Regions from separate parts of the Mus musculus genome. Here region 1 is linked to region 2. A link is a loop called in an ENCODE intact Hi-C map of the cell type or tissue named here. Cell type or tissue: heart. All regions are shown on one strand. Links, peaks and the distances in the headings refer to the core of each region. The heading gives the core; the rest is flanking DNA.

The links. Hi-C counts contacts between places; a loop is a spot of excess contacts. Peaks named below come from ENCODE experiments on the same cell type or tissue, not always from the same donor. Only the 100,000 strongest peaks of a DNase experiment are listed, where the experiment ranks them.
Region 1: it touches region 2 in a loop (3-fold over the local background); 1 of 42 quality-filtered maps calls a loop at or near these places.

The regions. Positions count from the first base shown.
Region 1 is chr7:127,929,060-127,934,426 of GRCm38, forward strand. Prss8 (protease, serine 8 (prostasin)) reads right to left here and starts at 1,054. Exons shown (of 6, transcript NM_133351.3): 1 at 739-1,054; 2 at 498-515. The coding sequence starts at 823. Prss36 (protease, serine 36) reads right to left here. Exons shown (of 15, transcript NM_001319147.1): 11 at 5,331-5,367; 12 at 5,080-5,221; 13 at 4,508-4,773; 14 at 4,312-4,433; 15 at 3,579-4,055. The coding sequence ends at 3,771. In heart, for the core only: no CTCF peak of the experiment used is centred there; DNase peaks (open chromatin) are centred at 2,642, 4,661 and 5,152; H3K4me3 peaks cover 1,322 bases; H3K27ac peaks cover 1,850 bases; H3K27me3 peaks cover 728 bases.
Region 2 is chr7:127,838,574-127,843,940 of GRCm38, forward strand. It overlaps Stx4a (syntaxin 4A (placental)), which reads left to right and starts at 3,235. Exons shown (of 11, transcript NM_009294.3): 1 at 3,235-3,495; 2 at 3,691-3,792; 3 at 3,872-3,971; 4 at 4,111-4,185; 5 at 4,999-5,069. The coding sequence starts at 3,466. In heart, for the core only: a CTCF peak has its summit at 1,497 (motif pointing right); DNase peaks (open chromatin) are centred at 3,118 and 3,928; H3K4me3 peaks cover 2,279 bases; H3K27ac peaks cover 2,098 bases.

The DNA of each region.
Region 1 (5,367 bases), core at 306-5,305, 91 kb after region 2:
GAAAACACCTAGCTAGATTCTTCCTTCATTCCCTCACAATCCTGACAATGGCTACTACTCAGACTGCAGCTGAGGCGCATCTAGGCTCCAAGGGGCTTTCACTTCCCAATCTCCCGGTCTTCCTCACAGCCCTAGAAGAACAGAACTGAACAGCTTTTCAAGGCAAAGAAACTGGAGCTTTGAAAGATAAGGAGACAAGGCTACTAGATAGTTATGCTCAGACCGGAAACCAGTCTACACTGGAGCTGATCTTCTCAGAGCCACCTCCCCTACCCACACTGAGAGTCAGGCTTCGATTATGCCCGCGGACAGCTCACTGCATCTCTTTACCTCAGTTTCCTCATAAAACAAGAGCCAAGATTCCATACACTCAGAGCTGTTGGGACACTTAGTGTGGCTAAGTGCAAGCCCAGCTAGGCGACAAGTGTTCCTACAACCCGCCAGGGGACACCGAGCCGCTGTGCCCTCACTCCCCCAACTCCCGCAGAAAGCCTCACCTTCAGTCCCGTCAGCTCCTGGAGGGAAAGAAAGAGAGAGGAGTTGGCAGGGAGGCCTGAGTCCCCAGAGCCCTTCACGCCAACCGCTTCCCCATAGGGTGATTCCTTGTTTGGGGGACTAACAAGAGAAGAGGGGAAGACGGTAGGAACACGGAGATTCGCGAATTCAGTCTACACGGGGACCAGCCTGCTCTCACCGGGGCTCCTTCTCCAACCCTCCCTCCCGCGGATCCATACTTACGGATTCCCGACTGGAGCAATCCGAGAAGGAGCAGAATGGTCACAGCTTCCAGCTGCCCAAGTCCCAGGCCCACCCTTAGGGCCATGGCCTAGGACAAGGGCCCCCCGAAGGAGCCCCTAGGTAGAAAGGGAAGAACCAGAAGGCTGGTTTTGAAGGCAGGATCTAGGTGTGGGATCAGAGTGAGGAATCCCAGGATCTAGGCTGGGAAGGTGAAGCAGGCTTCTCGGCAGAAAATGGCCAGGGGGAAGACGGGACACACCTTTAGTCTCTCTGCAGTGACCAGCGTGGACCTGTTCTGCCTTACAATTTGGTCAACAGAGACCTCTCCAGGCACTTCAGGAGCCAACCACCTGTGGGCTCCTCCCTCAGCCACGCCCTCCTCCTCCTCCTCGGAAAGCAGGCTTTTTTTTTTCCTGCTTCTGGCCTCTGTGGTCCTTTCCTGGATCCTTTCGCAGTGGGTGCTTTTGATACAGGAAAACTGATCCTGGACAGTCAGAAAGCAGTCCCAGGCAGGACTGGGAACCCTAAGGGCCAGCCAAGTACCCCAGGTCTTATTGGTCACTCAGTTATCACCCCCCCTCCCCCCACTCCTAGTCCCCTCTTCCCCGACAACCTGGCCTGGTCTAGACCTTATTAAGGTAGGGCCACAGCCGCTGCTCAGCCCTTCCCATCCCTCCTCAGGCCAGGTATCTAAAACTAGCATGGGGGAATGCCCCAGGCCAAAGCCATTCGTGGCAGGCCCTCTGTAGAAACACCTTCCTGCAGGTGTTGAGCACGGCTGGCTATTGACAATCATCCGGTAAGTATTTGCTAAGTACCTATCTGTGCACCCGGCACAAGTGGCAGACTGTACCATCTATGACCTCCTTAAGATGATGATGAAGTGGGGATGTCAGACTCGAATCAAGTAACAAAAGGCAATTATTGATTAATCATTTCAAATTAGGAGCTGTGATATAGACCCAATTAGTGGGACTCTCAACTGCACAGTAGCTGCAGGGCTCGTGGAAGAACAACGCTGGGAACCAAATCCTCAGAGGGCATGGAAAGATGCCAACCAAACAACACTGGCAAAGTTAGGCCAGGTGTGGTGGCACGTGTCTTTAAAGCCAGTTGTGCTTTGTCCCACGGAGGCACAGGCAGGCAGATGTCTGTGAGTTTGAGGCTAGACTGGTCTACATAGCAAATTCTAGGATAGCCAAGGCTACATAGAGAAAAATCTCTAAAAAAAAAAAAAAAAAAAGCCGGATGTGGTGGCACACTCCTTTAATCCCAGCAGCACTCAGGAGGCAGAGGCAGGGGGATTTCTGAGTTCGAGGCCAGCCTGGTCTACAAAGTGAGTTCCAGGACAGCCAGGGCTATACCGAGAAACCCTGTCTTGGAAAAAAAAAAGAATAAATAAATAAATAAATAAAGACAAAGCCGGGGTGTTGTGAAGTAGGTAGGGTAGGAGTTCAGGGAAAGGCCTAGGGAAGGCTCGGTGGTAAAGCAATTCCCACGTGCAGGCCCATAAAAACCCAGGTTCCGATCCCTGGCTTTCTGTAAAGTGTGAGTGTGGCGGTTCACAGCTGCAACCCCAGGACAGTCCTGGGTGGGAGTCAGCAGACCCTGGGGCTTTGCTGCCCAGCCAGTCTAGGCGAACCAGCAAGGTCCAGGTTCATGAAACCCTGCCTCAAGACAGGCTGGAGAGCAGCAGCCTCAGAGTTTGCTTGTGCTGGTGCATGCATGTGTGTGTACACATGAGTAACAGGGCACAGGAGTTCACAGAAAGGCAGCCCGTGTGCCGGCCGTCTGTGGGTATGGATATGGGTTAGGTTTAAGCTGAGGAAAAACTGACCCTTACTTCCTCTGCTGTCTGCAGCTGGATTCCAGCCCAGCCCTGGGTCGGAGAATTCCTGGAGGGGGTGAATCAGAGGGAGGGAGGGGCAAGACTCTGGGAGTCACGTGCGGTGCGTTTAGGGAAAGGAAGGGGCAGATTCAGTGTGGGGCATAGAGAGCAGGTGGCTGTACTCACTTCCTTGAGTCTTGGAGAATATTCACTGTGGTACCCAACAGAGAAAGAAAAGAAAGCCTTTAACCACATCTCCCCTTCTCAGTTTCCCCGCGCCACCTACCAGCTTACTCTAGGTCTCCCTTCCCACATCTTTGCTTGTATAATACACTGGACCCCACCCCCAACTCTACCCTTTGTTTACCCATTGAGAAAGACTCCCACGTGTTCTTCAGCTCAGTATTTGCTGTCTTTGTGTGCTCAAACCTCTTTCCTCCTCTAACCGTTTCTTGATCCCTAGCCCTGGTGTGCTTAGATGCCACAGGGAGTGCTTGGTGAACTTAGTATTTCAGGTTCCAGTTGTCACGCTTTGCCAGTTAGCAAGTAATATGGATTAACTGGTGAGTGTAGGGGCAGAGGAGGGACTTGCATGGAGGTGGCCCTGATCCTGGGGACACTGGTTAGGACGTGCAGGAGGGAGTCTCTTAAAGGGTGCAGAGGTTCTTGTGTTTGTGTGTGTGTGTACATTATACATTAGGGTATATATTTGGGGCTAGCTTTCACATCCCAAGGCCTCCTAGTCTTGGACAGTCAGAGCCGGGGCTGTGGTATGCTCCAGGTGCTGGGGACACTAATTCCAATGGAGAGGTGACACACAACCAGCTGTCCACCTAACCTCCCCCGCCCAGAGGCAGGAATGAGGGAACAGCTGCCACGTTATAGGGGATACATTTCCTGGGATCCCAAGGCCTGAGTCACCAAGAGGGTAGAGCCCTATCCTTGGGGCTTTCCCCTTAGCTCTGAGGTGTTCAGCGCCTCTGTAGCGTAAGAGATGCCACAAAGCCACGTGTCTGTATTTACATTTTTATTGTCTGTTCCTCCTCCACCCCCAAGGATTCTTAGATTTAAAGTAGCCAGCACTGAGGTCCAATTATCTGAAAGCTGATGCAGTAGAGGTGGAAGAGGCCCTCTTCAGGCCCGGGAGCTGGCCGGTTGAGCCACATTCCAGCCCTGATGGGTGGTGTGAATAGGAGCCGGGCTCTCAGCGAGGGATCAGTGGAGCCAGGAGGAGGAGCAGAAGCAGAGCAGTGACCTTAGGGGAGCTAGCAGACCCTGCTAAGTCTTGGGGGCAGAGGTCACTGCCTTCAGGAGACCAGTAGGAGGAGCCACCGAGATGAAGAAAATGGGCTTCTCCCACGGTTTGCGATATCCATGTAGCTTCAGGGCCAATGGCTGCAAACAGCTCCCGGTTTCCTCGAACAGCCATGCCCACGAGAACCCAGGGACCTTCCTCAGTCTGGCACAGGAGGGGAGGTGCTGAGGTGACCTGCAGAGTTGGAGCCAAGGCCAAATGAGTCTGTCACACTTCCATCTGGTTCTCTTCCCTAAAGACCCATCACAAAGCACTGCATATCTCGCCCTTAGGAATCCTGGTTTCTGGTCTCTCTAAGGTCTAGCTCCGAAATAATACTTGATCCTATCTGGAACCCCATACCAAGGAACTCCATTTCTATTCGAAATAGGGTCTAGTTGCCCAGAACTACTTTTCCTCTCCCCGCTCCAAGATCCCTAGGCCCCTGTACCTCACATCTATCCTCCTGTCCCTCTGAATAGAGGACACAGAAGGTCCCAGGAGTCAGAATACCCGGATAGAGGCAGTGACAGAGTCGTGGTGTCAAGATGGAGACAGCAGCAACTACAGGAACTAGAGAGGAGAGAGAACTGTAAAGGGTTCTGGCCCGAGGTTACTCCTTATTCCCATGACCCAAGGACTCTCACCTCTGTCCTGTGGGTTCTTCCAGCCCAAAACCCAGCAGCTGGCCCCTGAAGGAATACCCCCTGGGTGTAGGCAGATGGGAAGAGCTGATGGGGAGGGCTCCACCCGAGAGTTCAGCTCCAGTAGAGCCAGGGGGGGTCTAAGTCCTAAGTGCCGGGGCAGACGGATGCTGACGACAGACCGAGATACCTGGTGGCCCTGTGGGAGGGAGCTGACCCCTGCCCGGCCAAGATATACTTCAATGTAGGGCACTGTTGTAGAGCCCAGCCTGTGAGAATAGGAACCAGTATCAGAACCAGCATCCTGTCTTATTTCTTCCATAGCTGGTGAAGTCCTTCCCAGCAGAACAGGGCTGAAGTGGTCTCTAGGACCACCCACCAACTGCTCTGTGATTCCTCTCTCTTCTGCCTTCTCAAATCTAACCAAACCAAACCACCCCAACAAAAACACCCACGGCGGGGGGGGCTTTCTCTGTGCTGTGTGAGCCTAAGCGTGATGACGTCCTACTGCTGCAAGAATCCTTCATCTATCACCCAATTTTCCTCACCTTGCCTCCTAGCTAGGAGAGACCCACCTGAGAATACAGTGAGTGGCTGCTAGGACCCAGCCTGGGGCCACCAGAATCCCAGTGCAGACTCTATCACCAGTCACATGCACCTCCGTCAGCCAGGGCCACAACACACCAGCTGGAGTGGATTTTGGCCTTAGGCCACAGGCTAGAGAGAGGCGGCCATGTCAGAGGGAGTCCCAAGGCTGCCCCCTAAACATCTCGCCAGGACCTAAGAATTACCAGGAACTCCTGAAGCCTCACAGACCCCTGCTCACCACCGTGCTCAGTATGTGTGGGACAAGTCTGTTTCTC
Region 2 (5,367 bases), core at 288-5,287:
CTCTGGAGGCAGAGGTAGGCAGATCTCTATGAGTTCCAGGACAGCTAGGGCTACAAACAAGCAAACAACAAGAAAAAAAAACTTGTGATCATACACAGAGACCACAAATGAAATAGTAACGACTGTTGTAACCTTGAGATACTTTAAAAGAAGCACCGAACCGCAGCTGAGGGCCAAGAGGCTGGCAAACAGGCAGGTATGGTGGAAAGGCCCAGAGAGAGATGAAACTCACAGGAGCAAAGCCTAGAAAGGAACCTTACCCATCTACAGGCTCCTACTGCCGTAGTCCTAACCTTATCCTTTGGAAAATTTCTGTGGTTTTCTGAGACAGGGTTTCTCTGTGTAGCTCTAGCTGTCCTGAAACTCACTTTGTAGACCAGGCTGACCTCAAACTCACCTGCCTTTGCCTCTGCCTCTGCTGTCTGAGTGCTGGGATTAAAGGACTGTGTTGTCACTGCCCAGCACCTAAACCTTTCTTGATGCCATCCAATTCTTACCTTTAGCAAGGAAGAAACTGTCAGACCAAGTTGTCAAAGGAGGAAATTGAATTTCAGAGGGAAACAATGAAATATTCAAGGCAGGGCTAGGTGACAGGTATCCAAGAGTCCCTCCACGCCCTTGTAATACTAACTAGAGAATGAGGTGGAGAAGAGAGTAGGAGAGAGTATGAGGCCGGCAGCAGTTAACCAGAGGCAGCAGCTAATATGCAAGCATACCCTTACAAAGTTCTTTTTTTGTTGGTTTTCTTTTTTTTTTTTTTTTTTTTTTAAAGATTTTTTATTTATTATTATAGTAAGTACACTGTAGCTATCTTCAGACACACCAGAAGAGGGAGTCAGATCTTGTTACAGATGGTTGTGAGCCACCATGTGGTTGCTGGGATTTGAACTCTGGACCTTCGGAAGAGCAGTCGGGTGCTCTTACCCACTGAGCCATCTCACCAGCCCCCTTTTGTTGGTTTTCTTTTGGGTCCCTGGCACCTGGGAAGACCGAGGACTTACATGTGGAGGCTATCAGAATCATGAGACCTTGAAAGTCAGACCCCACAGCAGGCAGTTTTCTCCACATTGTCTTCAGGGGACCAAACCAGGCAGACTGGGCTTCTGAAGAAACGCAGCAACACTGCATTCCCTGAGTGGGGTGGTCAGCGTCAGAGGATCCTCACTCCCTCCTTCCCAGTTCTAGGCGAGCTATACTCTAAAGGGGAAAGGACCAACGCCCCATGCATGGGGTCAGGCTGCATGTGACAATTTCCAGCCTTTTATCTAAAAGATTTAAAGATTTATTTATTTATTATATGCAATTACACTGTAGCTATCTTCAGACACCCCAGAAGAGGGTGTCAGATCTCATTACAGATGATTGTGAGCTACCATGTGGTTGTTGGGATTTGAACTCAGGACCTCAGGAAGAGCAGTTAGTGCTCTTAACCATTGAGCCATCTCTCCAGCCCTAAAGATTTTATTCATTTAATGTATATGAGTACACTGTTGCTATCTTCAGACACACCAGAAGAGGGCATCAGATCCCATGACAGATGGTTGTGAGCCACCATGTGGTTGCTGGGAATTGAACTCAGGACCTCTGGAAGAGCAGTCAGTGCTCTCAACCTCTTAACCGCTGAGCCCTACAATTTGCAGTCTTGATGACCTTCCCAGTCCTTTGCAGTCACCCCTAGTTCAGAGATGGGAGACCAAGGTCCAAAGACAAACATGACTCTCCAAAAGTCCATAGCAACTCAGAAATCTAGGCTTCTCGCCCAGAACCAGAAAGGGACTGACTATTGTTTCTTTTGATGAACTTTCAGGTATTCAAATACCCATTTTTAGCTGTTCTGACACCTGCTGAGGGACTTTGGGGGGTGCGGGGGGGGGGGAAGCTTCTATACAATAGAAGTTCCACAGGGCACAGGACTTTGGTCTGTTGGTCCTTGATATGTCGCTAGCCCATATCAGTATCTATTCCCTAGTATGTATGTGTCCAATAAATCTATCAAGTGAATGTATTTCTGGAGGGTCAAAGCTGGGGAAATGAAGTCGGGCAGTGGTGGTGCACGCCTTTAATCCCAGCACTCCGGAGGCAGAGGCAGGCGGATTTCTGAGTTCGAGGCCAGCCTGGTCTACAGAGTGAGTTCCAGGACAGCTAGGGCTACACAGAGAAACCCTGTCTCGAAAAACAAACAAACAAACAAACAAACAAACAAACAAATCTGGGGAAATGGCACCGTGAGAGAAGCGTAAAGAAGATCAGGAAGCCACGGGCTTTAGTTTCAAATACAGGAAAGGCTACTATTCGGATCAAATCTTCTATGCAGGACTGCTATGTGGCAGCTACCGAATTTGGTGTTGGGGATTCCGTTAAAGAAAAGCAAGTCATGCTGAGACGTCAGCTGTAAGGCAGGGCTGCGGAGGTAACAGTACATTTTTCTCAGTCTGAGCTGCTCTGGAATTGTCGTGCTGCTCAGAAGGTAGCGAGCTCAGCGGGACTGCAATGCTCACTCGGGGCATAGGCCGCCCACCTGTCAGAGGCTGTGCCAGGAGGACGCGGGGGAGCAGCGGGGGGAGCGCCACCTTGGCTGAGGTCACTTCCCACCCCCAGATTCTCTGCCTACAAAACCCTGCAATTCCCTGACGCTGGAGACTCGGGTCTTATTATTTCCTGATTTCCAAGGTCTCATGATACTGACAGCCCCAAATGCAAGTCTTCACTTTGCCCACGCCCGAGGACCCAAAATTAAAACAACAAAAAAGTGAATTCTACAGAGCATCCTTAGTAGGTGGCTGAGAGTAGGCAGTGTACCCTTCCCCACCTCGAAGAAGCTGTTGGGGCACAGCTCAGACGCTGGGGTGTCGGGGACGTCGCGAGACTGAAGCCCGAGACGTCGCTGACAGGCCGGAACACATGACTGGCGGTCGGGCGTGCAGCCCGCGGAGCTGGGCCCGGCCTGTCACGTGATGAGGGGGCGCCATGGGGTGATGTGAGATACGAGGCTCTCAGACTGCGTGCAAATGACGCATTCCCAACCCTTTGGGCAACTAGATCTCGGCTCCAATATGAGATGTTCCGGTAGTGGGGGGGGGGGGAGCAGCGGGGCGGGCTCTGGACTCAGGCAGCCTCGCTTCCGTTCGGCTGCCACTGCTTCCGACCTCCGCCTTTCCCTCTAGCGAGGACGAGCCGAGCCCTCGCGCGCATGCTCGGAGTCATCCCCCGAGGGGCGGGGCGGCAGCTGCGGGAGCAGGATGGGGGGAAGAGAAGGGAATTCCAACCTGTAGAACTTTGGGGGTCCTATGATCGGGTTCTTCCCCACGACTGTGGATGGTGAAAGGGGTGGGGCCTTTGGCGGCTCCGGGGTGTACTGGAGTTCGCTGGGTGAGGGAGGGGGTGTCAAGTGTGAGAGAGGTGCAGGACTTCCAAATTTAGAACCTTGAGGCCCTTTGGGCTCGGGTCCAGGGCACTCCGACCACCATGCGCGACAGGACCCACGAGTTGAGGCAGGTGAGAAACCGGGATGGTGAGGACACCCTGGAGTGAGGAGAAGCGGGGCCGGGCGGGCGCGCTGGAGTGAGGACTCCTGGTTTTGGGTCCCGGGCGGGTGGCTGATGGCCAGGAAGGAAAATCCCGGAAGCCCATGGTTCCTGCGGGGCGAGAACCGCAGCGAGCAACTGTCGCCAATGACTCCGGCCCTGGCAGGGGGATAACATCTCAGACGATGAAGATGAGGTTCGAGTCGCGCTGGTGGTGCACTCAGGTGCTGCCCGGTTGGGCAGCCCGGACGACGAGTTCTTCCAGAAGGTAAGGGTCAGGAGAACCGAGGAGTAGGGCGGACTAGAGTGACACTTAAGTCTTCAGCCCTCTTGGTGATCCTTCCTAGGTGCAGACAATTCGGCAGACTATGGCCAAACTGGAGAGTAAAGTCCGGGAGTTGGAGAAACAGCAGGTCACCATCCTGGCCACGCCTCTTCCCGAGGAGAGTAAGCGAAACCTAGGGCTCACGCACGCCAGCCCGGTGGACTATGGGGGATGTAGTTTTATTCAGGTGATGGCCAGGATGGGTTTGGTTTTGGTTTGTGGGAGAGGCTGTGATTTAGAAGTGTTGGCTTTCTCGTTTAGGCATGAAGCAGGGCCTGCAGAACCTGCGAGAGGAGATCAAACAGCTGGGGAGAGAGGTCCGGGCGCAGCTAAAAGGTGAATGAATTTCAAGGGTCTCAGCCATATCTTTCCCTTTGATTCAGCCCAGTTGCTGGTGTATCTAGTTGTTGTATACAGTCAAGTGATAGATCCAGGTCACACAGCAGACTTGGGTCTAGGATCTCTGTCCCATGGCATCAAAGCCATGGTACTTTGCAGAGCACATTATGGCCTCTCAGATTCCTTTATTATTATTTTAAGTTTAAATTCAAAATTACTTACTGCTCTCATCCTTTCAGGCCAGTGTGTATTCTTTGGGCAAGCAGATGAGAGGTTCCTCCACGCTTGTGGGAACCCACTGGTGTAATTCAAAGAAAAACATATCTCAGAAATTCAGAATTCGCCCCCTTCTCCTCTCCCTTCTCTCTTCTCACCTACTCCTCCACCTCTTCCTCCTATATAGACCAGGATGGCCTCAAATGCACGGAGATCCATCTTTCTCTGCCTCTTGAGTGCTGAGATTAAATTAAAAGCTCGCTCCTTCTTTTTTCTTCTCCTCCTCCTCCATTATGCATTACTACCAGAAGGCATTCCTGTTCATAGTCACTATGTAATAAAAATGTTAGAAAACAAGAAACTCCTTACTACGTAGCTGGAATGTAGATGTGGCCCTGATCTGGTCTCCAATCACTTTTTAAAAATTCACTTAAAATATTTTATTATATGGCTTACACTTTTATTAATGGGTTTGTGTGTGTTCAATATGTAGATCAGGCTAACCTCCAACAGAATGCAGCTGGTCTCCCAAACAATGTTTGTAAGTCTCAGGAGGAACCCCTCTTCCCATCCATCCTTGTGTCTCTCCCACAGCCATAGAGCCCCAGAAGGAGGAAGCTGATGAGAATTACAACTCAGTCAACACAAGGATGAAGAAAACCCAGGTGGGTTGTACTTTCCTAGGACCAAGGGATTTCATTCATTGTTTCTTAGGTTCCTGCATGGTGACTTAGAGGCCCTTGATTCTAGGATCTCTGTCCTGATGCTTTTCCATATAAAAAAGCTTATGCTCAAGAGAGGAAGAACTGGGTGCAGGCAGAGAACCAAATCTCCAAATGCTGAATCCATTAGAACCCCCTGCCTCCTCCAGTCAAAGAGAATTGGCTGTGTCAGACATGACTTAGGCCTGGCTGTGAGACACATACTTTCCCAAGCCTGAGACGGGGAGTTTGGACTGAATAG